2 separate regions of the Homo sapiens genome follow, and region 2 is linked to region 1. A link is a contact called in ENCODE Hi-C data. All regions are on one chromosome and are shown on one strand. The core of a region is the stretch at or near the end of the contact, and the rest is flanking DNA. Distances in the headings are between cores, read along the strand shown.

Evidence for each region. A loop is a pair of places that touch in the nucleus more often than their neighbours do. Pooled maps may share reads with other maps.
Region 2: a loop to region 1 is called in a pooled map, with 4 times the contacts of the local background. The contact joins the promoter of TRAPPC4 here to the promoter of CD3E in region 1. A Hi-C loop is called at or near these places in 4 of 50 pooled maps.

What each region holds. Positions count from the first base shown.
Region 1 is chr11:118,302,445-118,309,107 of GRCh38, reverse strand. CD3E (CD3 epsilon subunit of T-cell receptor complex) reads right to left here and starts at 4,378. Exons shown (of 9, transcript NM_000733.4): 1 at 4,332-4,378; 2 at 4,107-4,214; 3 at 1,800-1,820; 4 at 667-681. The coding sequence starts at 4,155.
Region 2 is chr11:119,013,528-119,020,015 of GRCh38, reverse strand. It overlaps TRAPPC4 (trafficking protein particle complex subunit 4), which reads right to left and starts at 1,250. Exons shown (of 5, transcript NM_016146.6): 1 at 1,046-1,250; 2 at 699-873. The coding sequence starts at 1,220. It overlaps RPS25 (ribosomal protein S25), which reads left to right and starts at 1,673. Exons shown (of 5, transcript NM_001028.3): 1 at 1,673-1,734; 2 at 1,963-2,058; 3 at 2,471-2,654; 4 at 4,077-4,175; 5 at 4,258-4,299. The coding sequence starts at 1,732. The coding sequence ends at 4,171. It overlaps CENATAC (centrosomal AT-AC splicing factor), which reads right to left. Exons shown (of 11, transcript NM_198489.3): 9 at 4,933-5,022; 10 at 4,577-4,709; 11 at 4,223-4,478. The coding sequence ends at 4,418. RefSeq lists enhancers at 679-1,377, 1,632-1,861, 1,882-1,951 and a silencer at 1,272-1,391.

The DNA of each region.
Region 1 (6,663 bases), core at 3,129-5,628:
CAAACATTCTGATCTAGCTCAGTTAGACTCTTATCCTCATACTATACAGCTTTATCTCTTCTGCATAAAATATTTTTCTTCCCTAAAACATAAGCTTATCCTTTAAAATTCAGCTCAAGGACCACCTCCCCCAGGGAACCTTTCCCAACGACACTCAGTAGAGTTGACCACTCCCCTCTTTATACTTCATTTTACTCTGTATCTACCCATATTATAACATGCAACTCACTATATTTTCAATTATTTGTCTCTCACACAAGACCATCAGCTTCTTGAGGGGAGGTAATTAGCAATGTGTTCATATGTTTGTTCATTTATTCATTCAAAAAATATTCATTGAGCACCTACTATGTGCCAGACACTGGGCTAGGTAAATGAGACACTGTCTCTGTCTGCCTTCAAAGATTTCATGGCTTATACAAAAACACATGGTAGCTCCAACCCACATCCATATGTGTATGATCAGAGATACATATATGCACAGCTATAATCTGACATGACAGCTAGCAACAAATACAGGCAAGTTTCATACGGATCCCATTGAAAGATACTTGTATTTTCCCTTTAATAGTTTTAGTTCTCAGGGTTTGTTACTGTGATTGTACTCTATGAGCATTTCATTCCATATTTGAAAACTTTTGCTAGATAGAGTGGAAATCTTCTTACCCATTTCTTCATTACCTGAAAAGGAAACAGTAAGAAGCCATTAGTAATGTTTCTATCGGCAATGAAGATCAGACCCTGCTCCCGTGGGTTGGGACTCTTCCCTCAACTCTTAGGAAACAATGGATCTTCCAATTCCCTCAGCTGCATAGAAAAAGCTGTTATGGGCCTTACATCTTATCTGATGACTATTTACAAAAATGGCTCCTAAGGACACTACAAATTAGGCAGCATGGCGGAATCTAGGCTGGCATAATGGTTGTCTTTATTTTATTTTTGAGACAGTCTCGATGTGTCACCCAGGCTAGAGTGCAGTGGTGTGATCTCGGCTCACTACAACCTCTGCCTCCCAGGTTCAAGCGATTCTCCTGCCTCAGCTTCTCGAGTAGCTAGGACTACAGGCGTACACCACCATGTCTGGCTGATTTTGGTATTTTTAGTAGAGACGGGGTTTCGCCATGTTGGCCAGGCTGGTCTCGAACTCCTGGCCTCAAGTGATCTGCCCACCTCGGCCTCCCAAAGTGCTGGGATTACAGGTGTGAGCCATGGTGTCCAGCCATGGTTGCCATTAAATACAACATTGGTTCACTCAGTTTGGAAGAGCTGATTGAATAGAGGGGCTTCCAATGTTGGAACACTCCTGACTCTACCGCTGTGGTTGAGAGAGTAAGTTCAGGCCGGGCACACTCATATGCATGTGCACTTGCATAAATACACATGTACACACATATATTCAGAGTATTCAGACATGTGATTCTGAACACACATCCAAATGTTGCCCCAGCAGCTTATCCAGAGTAACCCTGTGCATGCATTCTGGCTACGTCTCCTCTGCAGAATCTCACATCAAATATGAAATGCAAACAAATGAAAACTGTTAGTGCTTTCAACTTCATTTAAGTCTCAATTTTTCTTTTGTATGGTTAAGACTCATTATTTCCTGCCTCTGTTGCTTCCCTCTTCTGGGCTAGAAATATCTCCAGACTTGTGAGGAAAGTCAAAGGGGTAGATGGCAGAAACTCCTTTTCCTGACCTCTGTGGAAGTTCTGTGGGAGGCCTAAGAGAAAGCTCCATTCATAACTACAAAGAATGATGGGGTGATTTCATAAAAAAGAAAGAAAGAAAGCATATCTCACCATCTTGCCCCCAAACGCCAACTAGAAAATAAATAAGAAAAAAAAAGTGTTAGTAAATGTTGTGGGTACCTGCATTCCTAAACAGAAAAAGGGCTGTGTTGCAGTATGACCACTGATGACATCTGATGTCCTTCCCTCTTGCTGCTGGGTCACAGCCATTTCTACACCCTAGAACAGTGGAACTTACTGCTGGTATTGACCAGGGGTTCCCAGGAAATTTGGGGGGAAATAGAGGAAGGAAGCATCTAGCATTAACTATGAGCCCACAATTTTTGACAAGCAGGAGTCAGAAAAAGTTAGGACCATTTTTTGGACGACTAGAGACATAGCAAAAGAATTTTGCCCCCAAGCCTCCATTTTGAACATTGGTGTCTGTGGAAGAAAAACACGCTCTTGGTTGGGTACAAACACTGGGATTCTTGTTCCATCTCTGGCTCTGCTTTTCTGGTGGTTCAGTTTTTCCATTTGTTTTCTGCTTGAGACAGAGATGGAAATATTTGAAACCCTGATTACTCATCAACTAGGGCCTGTGCATTGAAGAGCCTGACCACATTTCCACCGGGCCCTCCAGGATGCCCTCACTCAGCAATACCCTGGATTCATTACAATGATCAGTTTCCCTGGCATTGCCTGAAAGCTTTCTGCACACCTAGGCCTTTCTTTTACTGAAACCTCTACACAGGGGGAGACAGGATCCCCACTTTCCTATCCCCAGAGCAGACTGGGCACATTCCTATGATGCCAGATGTCTAGAGGTGATTGGGTCTTTGATACTGTCTCTTTTATTTATTTATTTATTTATTTATTTATTTATTTATTTATCTATTTTGAGACACTCCAGGCTGGAGTGCAGTGGCTTGATCATGGCTTACTGCAGCCTCGACCTCCTGGGCTCAAGTGATCCTTCCACCTCAGCCTCCCAAGTAGCTGGAACTATAGGTGTGTGCCACCTTGCCTGGCTAATTTTTAATTTTTTGTAGAAATGGGGTTTCACTACTTTGCCCAGGCTGGTCTTGAACTCCTGAGCTCAAGTGATCTTCCCACTTTGGTCCCCCAAAATGCTGGGCTTACAGGCGTAAGCCACTGCACCTGGCCCTTCTCCTCCTCCTCCTTCTTCTTTTTTTTAAGGAAAAGCATACTTTATAACACAGGTCTCTAAGAAAATGCCTGGCCACTCCTTACAGGAGTCACATCCTGCCCCTCGCTACTCAATATGTTCCTAGGACCAGCAGCAGATTAATAAACTTGAGAGCGTACTAGACATGCGGAATCTCCATTTCCAGTCTGGGTCTTTTGAAACAGAAGCTGCATTTTTAACAAGATCCCCAGGTGATTTGTGTGCACATTCAAGACGTGAGAAACCCAAGATGAAGCAGGAAGTGGAGACATCGTTGCTGTGGGTCTGAGACGGGAGCACCAGCTGTGATAGTGTTTTCTAGGTCTTTGAAATAAAACCATCACGAGCCATTTTGCCTCATGTGGTGCAGCCATTTAGAGTACAAACAGTCCTGGTCTCACAGATTGGCTTCGGCACTTACTATGTGGTTTAAAACAAGTTATTTAACTTTTTTGAGTATCAATTTCTTAATCTGTGAAGTAGAGAGGACTTATCAGTTTATATAGTCAAAATTAAAAAGAATTTTAAAAAGAGGATATAACACCTTCCTTCCTAGGCAGAAGTAGGATTAAACCAGTTAACACGTCTAAATAATTTTTTCTTTACACAGTATCTGACAATAAATGGCAACTTTTTTTGGTATTATTTATCTCATATGAGATACAGAAATGCTCTTGGTTATTTATCAATTCATAATCCATCTTGCTTCAAAAAAATGAAATAAACTGAAAGTTGTTGGTCACTTGAAAAGGACTAAAAATTACGAGGCGTTTTATGGTCTCAAAGATAGTGAATTGCTATATATGCCCTGTGCAGAGTTTGGACGCAAGTATCTGGTCTCTTCAAAACAAGGAGTGGAGCTTCGCTCTTCCAGTCTCTTTTGGGTTAGTTCTGGAGGGCTGGGTAAGTTGGAATGAGCTCGTACTTAGAGGTAGCGAGACCTCTCTGCTCACAATAGCTATGATCACCCCAACTGCTCTTCTTTGCCTGCTCCCCGAACGCTCTCCCAGGCACCCGTGGCCTATCTTTTTCTTTAGTCCCCAGCTCTAATCCCTCACCCTAACATAGCACAAACAGTTCCTTACATCTGGTAAATGAGGCTCCTTGGTGCCACTAGGCAGTGCCAGGTAAGGCTGTAAGCCTTCCAGCGGTCTGGAGACACACCACCCTTTCCACTCCATCCTACTCACCTGATAAGAGGCAGAGGCCCAGAACTCTCCAGTGAGTGCCCGACTGCATCTTTGTTTCATGGGACTGTTACTTTACTAAGATGGCGGAGGCCAGCAGACTTACTACTTCTGGAAAAAAAGCAAAACAGATGACTTTTTCAAAACATCTGCTAGAGATAAGGACCCTGGGGCCATTGTTCCCAATGCTAGGATGAAAAAGGAGGGCTTTATAAGAGAGAGACTCACCATTTTCTGAAGCAGGCACCTGAGGCTGGGAGGGGAGGAGGGTTTCTGAACCCCACACAGGAAGTAGAGAGGCCTCTGGGCCTGCGGGTTTTACCTCACTTGGAAACGTTCAAGGCAGAGGCCTCCACCTGGACTGGTTGAAGAAAGCTGGGTCCCACAGCCTTCCTAGAAGGCCAAACAAGAGGACTCTGACAATACCTGGAGGGGCCATGAAAAATACATGACATTTAGCTGTCCAGACCATGTAGTAGGTTGGCACAAAAGTAACTGCAGTTTTTGCCATTAAAAGTAATTGTAATACAATATGCCTCCACATTGCGGGGTCTTCCTTCCTCTATAAGCTCTGACAGGAAGAGGGAGATGCACTGAACATTTGCTTTCTGTGTGGTGGATCTGGCATGGAGCAGCAGGGTGCAGCCATCTTATTAACAAAACTTGTTGGCTTGAAAATACATGTTGACTTAAATCCATAAGAATTAAATCCAAAGAAAAAATGCCACTTTTTACCTATATTCTTTACAAAAATATTTAAAAACACAAGACTCAATGTTGAACAGGGTAAAGAGTGATAGTGTCAAAGTCTGCTGGTATGAGTGTGAATTGATGTAACCTTTCTTTATGTTTAAGCATGCATTAATCAAATGCTTACTATATCCAAGCACCGTTCTAAGAGCTTTTCTGATATATCTTATTTAATCCTCAAAACGACCCTCTAAGGTAAGTATTATTTTTATTTTTATTTCCATTTTATACTTGAGCAAACTAAGGCTCAGGCAGGTTATCTAAGTTGCAGATTACAGAGCTGGGACTCTAGAAAACATTTTGATGAAATTCACTTATTTAATACATATTTTCTGTCTACTGTACTGTAGTTATATGCTGGGTGCTAGTAATACAGGAGAAACAAGATAAATAGTCCTCTTGGATAAAAAAGGAAATGTGGAGATTAAACAGATAACCTCATAACCAATAACCATGCCCCGCATGATGGTGTACACCTGTATTCCCAGCTACTCAGGAGGCTGAGGCAGGAGGACTGACTGAGCCCAGGGGTTCGAGACTGCAGTGAGTGTGATTGTGCCTGTGAATAGCCACTGCGCTCCAGCCTAGGCAACATAGTGAGATCCCATCTCTAAAAAACCCCCCAGATAACTTCAGGAGATTGATGCTAAGAAAAAAGACGTTCAGGTGCTGTGGGAGTGATAGAAGGGATCTAAGATAGTCTGGGGTGGGATGGGGAAGAGAAGGTCCCCCTGAGCAGGTGACATCTAAGCTGAAATTTGATGGAGGAACAGCAATGAACCAGGTGGAGTGGAAAGCATTCCAGATAGAGGCAGCAGCATGTTTGAAGTCCAGAGATGAGGAAGAGAAATGGAAAATCCAGCACGGCAGGTAACAGGGAGAACGAGGAGTGTAAGAAATAATATAAGAAATTCGCCAGATATGGTACTTTGGGAGGCCAAAGCAGGCAGATTGCTTGAGGCCAGGAGCTCAAGACCAGCCTGAGCAACATGGTGAAACCCTATCTCTACAAAAAAATACAAAAAATTAGCCGGATGTGATGGTGCTCACCTGTAGTCCCAGCTACTCGGGAGGCTGAGGTGGGAGGATCACTTGAGCTCAGGAGGTTGAGGCTGCAGTCAGCTATGATTGTGCTACTATGCTCCAGCCTGGGCAATAGAGCAAGACCCTGTCAAAAAATAAAAATGAAAAAAATAAAAGAGATAGGAAACTCAGCAGGGGCCAGATGGGAAGGGATTTGCAAGCTATGTTAGGGATTCTTAAGGATTTTCTTAGGGCTGTAGGAAGTATTCAAATAGTTTTAAAAAGGTGAGTGACAGTATCAAATTCTTATAATATTCAAATGGAAAAAGTTGGGGTTTTTTTTAGATGAAGTCTCACTTTGTTGCTCAGGCTGGAATGCAATCGTGCGATCTTGGCTCACTGCAACCTCCCCCTCCTGGGCTCAAGGGATCCTCCTGTCTCATCCTCCCAGGTAGCTGGAATTGCATGTGCCTGCCACCACGCCCAACTAATTTTTGTATTTTTGGTAGAGATAGAGTTTCACCATGTTGCCCAGGCTGGTCTCGAACTCCTGAGCTCAAGCGATCTGCCCACCTTGGCCTCCTGAAGTGCTGGGATTACAGACATGAGCCACCATGCCTGGCCAAAATGAAAAAAGTTTTAATGATGGAAGTAATACGTGCATGTTAAAAACAATGCATATAGAAGGGCTGTATAACAATAGCCCCTGTTCTACCTTGCTTCACCCCTACACTTCTCCCTAGAGAAAACAACTTTTAAGTTTTTCAACTTTTTTTTTTTTTTCCTG
Region 2 (6,488 bases), core at 1-2,500, 710 kb before region 1:
AGTGTCAAAATTTCTAAGTTCATTTGAATTCTGTGAATATTTTACATTCATACTTTGTTACAAGACATTTTACATCTAAAACTTTGGGTAAAATGAATACTCTAGGAATATGTGCCACGCTTACTAAGCTTGTGTTTAAGCAAAGGCCGGCACATCTGATATCACAATTGAGAGCAGAAAAAGTTTAAAGGTCATTTAGTTAAACTGGCTTTCTTTAAATATGAAGAAACTAAGGCTCAGAGAAGAGAAGTTGACTTTAAGTAAGATGACACCTCGGCCGGGCGCGGTGGCTCACTCCTGTAATCCCAGCACTTTGGGAAGCCGAGGCAGGTGGATCACCTGAGGTCAGGAGTTTGAGACCAGCCTGGCCAACATGGCAAAACCCCTCTCTACTAAAAATACAAAAATTAGCTGGTCGTGGTGGCACGCGCCTGTAATCCCAGCTACTCGGGAGGCTGAGGCAGGAGAATCGCTTGAACCTGGGAGGCAGAGGCTGCAGTGAGCCGAGATCCCGCCACTGCGCTCCAGCCTGGGTAACTCCGCGGCCCCTCCCCACCCAGCAAAAAAAGATGACACCACTGCCGTTATTACCTAAAATCTAGATCTGGATCGGTTGCGTTTTTCATAACACCAGAACGACGATTTAAGAAAAGGTAGACAAATTACAAGCGCTGCCGTTCAGGAGACGGGGGACTTACGAGTGGAACATGGAGGCCAGCATAAGCTTCTCATTAGAAGTGAGGCGGGGCCGGCCAAATCGAATGGACACCGGGTAATTAGCAGGGTTACCCAGATACTCCAGCACCTCTTTCCCGTCGGCCGTGTACCTGCCATTCACGTCCATGCCATTGATGGCCAGCACTGCATGACCCACTGCAGAGGTGAAGCTAACGGTCAGCGAAGGTGCAGCCCGGGGATTCCGCCGAGGGGACAAGGGACCCGACACAACCCCTTTTCCCCCAACCCCGCACCTACAACCAGCCCACTTCTACAGCACTGGGGCCCTCCCACCCCCGCACCCGCCACGGGCCCGAGCCTAGCCCACCTCGGATGCCGTCCCGCTGGCCGAAAGCAACCAACACACGCTCATCGTGTAGCTTGAGCAGCAGATCCAGCGGATAACTGAAAGTTTTCTCAGCCTCAGCCCGTGGCGCGTAGCTGTCCAACTGGTAAATCAAGCCGCCAGCTTTGTTCACCACATACACACTAAAAATCGCCATCGCTGCCTTGCCGCTCGGAAACTGGTATTCAGCCTCTACCCGACGGCCCCTCCCCGGAACCGCATCACAGCACTTGCCGCCGGCCCCACCCCAGCCTCCTCCTCCTCCTCCTCCTCCTCCCGCGCCCCCCGTGCAGCCACCTGCTGCACTTGCGCACTGGGAGCGACACGCTCGGGCATAAGTAGTGCCGGAAAGTTAGCTGCCGAGACCTGGTGGATTGCTTTTCGTTTATCAGTGCAGGAAAACAGCGCTATAGTATGCGTCACAACTAGCGCAGACTCCGGCAGTATTTAGGCGGTGCGGCTTGGGAACTAGAATCCACTTCCTGTCTTCCGCCTCAGGCTAGAGGGCGAGCGCTTCGCCGTGGGACTTCTTCTGCCTGGCTCCGCCTTTTGCCCCGGAAGTACTCACAGCGGACGGTGGTTTTTGGGCCCGTTTCTGAGCAGCGCTTCCTTTTTGTCCGACATCTTGACGAGGCTGCGGTGTCTGCTGCTATTCTCCGAGCTTCGCAATGGTAAGCTTCAGGGGTGTGAAGTCGCCGGCGTTCTTGGGTTTGAGGACTCAGTGGGGAGAGCCTTCGGCGGGAGCGCTCCTTGGCCTGCCGGCCTCGGTTGCAGGGCGGGCGCGGTTATTGCTTGGCCCATGTGCTCTGGTGGTGGAGTTTGCGGGGGCTGAGGGCGCAGTATTAGGGGACTTTGGCGCTATTTGAGGACCTGGTTGCATTCCCGCTGCCCTCCTACAGCCGCCTAAGGACGACAAGAAGAAGAAGGACGCTGGAAAGTCGGCCAAGAAAGACAAAGACCCAGTGAACAAATCCGGGGGCAAGGCCAAAAAGAAGGTAGAAATAAGACCTCTCTGAAAGAGACTAGGGGTAACTCTCTCGTAATCCTCTAGTAATAGGTAACTTGTATAGTAAGTGGTTTTTCAGGTGTAGATTTCTAGAGTCAAAATGTGAGAGTTTATCTTCCCGTCACCACTCGTTCTTTTTCCCATTAGGATCATGAAAATGGGTCTGTTGTGCGAAGTGTCTGCCGCTGTGCCTGCTGTGTTATTTTTAACTGATCTAGTGGGGCTCGGCCCCTGTTTGAAGGCCAAAAACGTGTCGGTGTTTTTTTTTTGTTTTTGTTTTAGTAATGTGTAATTTATCCTTGATAACGGTGGAACAGATTTCTCTGACGCAGATTACTCGAGAGGGAAAGGGTGCTTCTGCCAGAAATACTAACTTGTTTCTGTTTTGTTTTGGTGAGCAGAAGTGGTCCAAAGGCAAAGTTCGGGACAAGCTCAATAACTTAGTCTTGTTTGACAAAGCTACCTATGATAAACTCTGTAAGGAAGTTCCCAACTATAAACTTATAACCCCAGCTGTGGTCTCTGAGAGACTGAAGATTCGAGGCTCCCTGGCCAGGGCAGCCCTTCAGGAGCTCCTTAGTAAAGGTGAGGGGTGTATCCTACATGTGTGTTTTTGTAGGTTAAATTGTCTTGACCATGTTAAGCATCTTCAGTGGTTTTGCTGGAAAAGCAGAATTAAAAAAAAAAAGCGTGGCTTGACCATTGGCTGTTAGTAATGTAATTCTGACGTCTTACTCCTGATCCTGAGATGAATTCTCAGGGTTCTTAGCCACTTTTGTGCCGTGGACCCTGTGGCAGTTTAGTGAAGCCCAAGGATCTTTTATGTTTCGAGTAAATGGATGCATAGAATTACAGGGACAACCGTTTTTGAAATAATTAGATTACTATTTTGAAACAACTTTGAAAATGTTTAAAACCTTTATGGTAAATATTTTGTTGATGTATTAAATTTTAAAACCAGAAATTTAGTACGGTCTACTCAGTAGTATGGTCTGATTACCATAATTCCACAATAATAAGGCTCAGCTAACTATAGTGACTGAACGTCTATAATTCTAGCACTTTGGGAGGCCAAGGCGGGTGAATCAACGGAGGTCAGGAGTTAAAGACCAGCCTGGCCAATATGGTGAAAACCTGCTCTACTGAAAGTTAGCTGGACGTGGGGGCACACGTCTGTAATCCCAGCTACTCAGGATGCTGAGGCATGAGGATCCCTTGAACCCAGGAGATGGAGGTGGCAGTGAGCCGAGATGACACCACTGCACTCCAGCCTTAGTGACAGCAAAAGACTGTCTCAGAAAGGGGGGGGGGGTGGAAGATAATGGAGCCCTAATTTAAAGGAAAAGTAAGGATAGATGATCGTTAAAAACTAGGATTCTCGGTTACCGAACGTCAGATTAAGCAATTCTGGAGCCAGGTGCAGTGGTACCCTTGTATTTCTAGCTACTTGGGAGGCCAAAGCAGGAGGATCATTTGAGCCAAGGAGTTTTAAGACCATTCTGGGCACCTCTGAGAGAACTCTGTCTTTTTGTTTTCCTTTTCTTTAAATAGAGATGCGGTTTTGCCATGTTGCCCAGGCTGGTCTCCTGGGCTCAAGAGATCCACCTGTCCAAAGTGCTGGGATTACAGGCATGAGCCTCTGCACCCGGCCAAAACAAACCTTACTAGAGTCTCATTCTGTTGCCCAGGTTGGAGTGCGGAGGGGCAGTCTTGGCTCAATGCAACCACCAATTCCTGGGTTCAGGTGGTCCTCACCTCAGCTTCCCAAGTAGCTGGAATTACAAGCATGTGCCACCATGCCCAGCTAATTTTTGTATTTTTGGTAGAGATGGGGTTTCACCTTGTTGGCCAGGCTGGTGTGCAACTCCTTACCTCAAGCTATCTGCCCGTCTCCACCTCCCAAAGCAGTGGGATTATAAGCATGAGCCACCGCGCCCAGCCAAAAACCTTACTAGTTTCTATTGTAGCATCTGTTAAGCATCTCATCGTGCTATTCTCTCCCCCTAGGACTTATCAAACTGGTTTCAAAGCACAGAGCTCAAGTAATTTACACCAGAAATACCAAGGGTGGAGATGCTCCAGCTGCTGGTGAAGATGCATGAATAGGTGAGTAGGAATGTGTGGGCTCATGGTGTAGGAGGTAGATACAAAGCTTTATGGTTCTGATTCTTTTAATTTTTTTTTACAGGTCCAACCAGCTGTACATTTGGAAAAATAAAACTTTATTAAATCAAATGAATGAGTATGTCTGTTTCCTAAGAAAGACAATGATAAAGAATTTGGTGGAAGGTATAATAGGGGTTTGTTGACTTTGCTTTTAGCCTCATGGTAGTTGGTAGAGAGCATGATTAGCTTTTTTCTGTATGTGACTGCTTCTTCATTGCTGCAGCTTCAGTTTTGAATTGATGTCTGAAAGGAAATAAAGGGTTAACACGATGATGAAGGGTGACATCTCCAAAAAGGAGGTTGGATGGGTAGGTTGGAGACCCGGCACTGAACACACATACCTGGACTGCCAGCGGCGTCCATTATTCCAGACGCGGCCAAAAGAGGGCAGCCAGCCTGCACTGGTCCTGGAGCTGTGATCAAAGTTGGCCCCAACTCGGTCTGGGGGGAGTTTTTTCAACTTCTGTTTTTCCTCTGTACAATGATAGGGAAACTTTTATTTTTCTTTATTGAAGAATATAGAGATGGGGTCTCACTATGTTGTCCAGGCTGTTTTCAAACTTCTGGGCTCAAGTGACCCTCCCACCTCAGCCTCCCAAAATGCTAGGATTATAGCCATGAGCCACCACACACAGGCAAGGAAACCATTTTTGAGTGTGAAGATTTAGACGATCCTCTCTTGAATTAGTTTACTTACTTTCTTTAAGAAATTCTTCATAGGATGGTCCTATTTCTTGGTTCCCAGCAATGTATTCTTCATCTTGGATCATCCAGGGAGGTGTGGCACCTGAAAAAAAAATTAAGGCTTTTTTTTTTTTTTTTAAGTCTTCAGGCTATTGTGAAACATGTCCTAGCTGTTAGCTTACCTCTCCTCATTAAGAGCTAGAAATGTCTAAAAGCAAAGCCCAGGAATTCTGGAGCTTTAGAAGGCCCTAGGCTAATTTAAAGCGACATACCCCATATGTGACAGTCATTTTAAAATGGCTTTGAGGCACAACTGACATAAACGATACACACTTAAATTTGGTGACTTTTGAGCGAAGCCATTACAATCTAGACCCCAAACATCCCCCTGTAAGTATCACTGCCCCCATTAAAATATTTTCATGTCCAGGCAATCGGTGATCTTTCAGTTGCTTTATTGGTTTGTATTTTTTAGGATTTTCTGTGTGTGGACATTGAGGTGGGGTCTGGCCTTTTGTTTTTTTGAGAGGAGTCTCGCTCTAGCCCAGGCTGGACACAATCTCAGCTCACTGCAACCTCCGCCTCCCAGGTCTCGGTTCAAACAATTCTGCCTCAGCCTCCCAAGTAGCTGGGATTACAGGCGTGCGCTGCGATGCCCAGCTAATTTTTGAATTTTTAGTAGAGATGGGGTTTCACCATGTTGGCCAAACTGGTCTTGAACTCCTGACCTCGTGATCCGCCTGCCTTGGCCTCCCAAAGTGTCGGGATTACAGGCATGAGCCACCACGCCGGCCAGGTCTGGACTTCTGAGATTCATCTGTGTCGTACGTATCAATAATTCTGTCTTCATCCTGGAATACTATTCCATTGTTAATCCATTTGCCTGTTGATAGACATCTGAATTGTTTCCAATTTGGAGCTGCTACAAGTGAAGCTGTTCTGAAGATTTGTGTACAAGTCTATGTAGACAGGCTTTCTTTTCTCTAGTTAGGGGTGGAACGGTTGGATAATGTGGTAGGTGTATCCCAAACTGTTTTCCAAAGTGACTGTACCAGTTTACATTCTAAGAGCAGTGTATGAAGGTTTGGTTTTTCTACACTGCCAAACACTTGGCATGATCAGTCTTTAATTTCTGCCATTCCAATACATATGTAGTGGTATTTCACTGTGGTTTTAATTTGCATTTCTCTAATGACTAATGTTGAACATTATTCATATGCTTTTATTGGGTTGTTTCCTTATCAAGTTGACAGTTCTTCATATATTCTGGATATAAGGCTTTTACCGATACATACGCTTTATCTTGGCCAACTTTATTTAAAAAAAAAAAAAAAGTCCGGGCACGGTGGCTCATGCCTGTAATCCCAGCACTTTGGGAGGCCGAGGCGGGTGGATCACGAGGTCAGGAGATCGAGACCATCCCGGCTAAAACGGTGAAACCCCGTCTCTACTGAAAATACAAAAAATTAGCTGGGCGTAGTGGCGGGCGCCTGTAGTCCCAGCTACTTGGGAGGCTGAGGCAGGAGAATGGCGTGAACCCGGGAGGCGGAGCTTGCAGTGAGCCGAGAT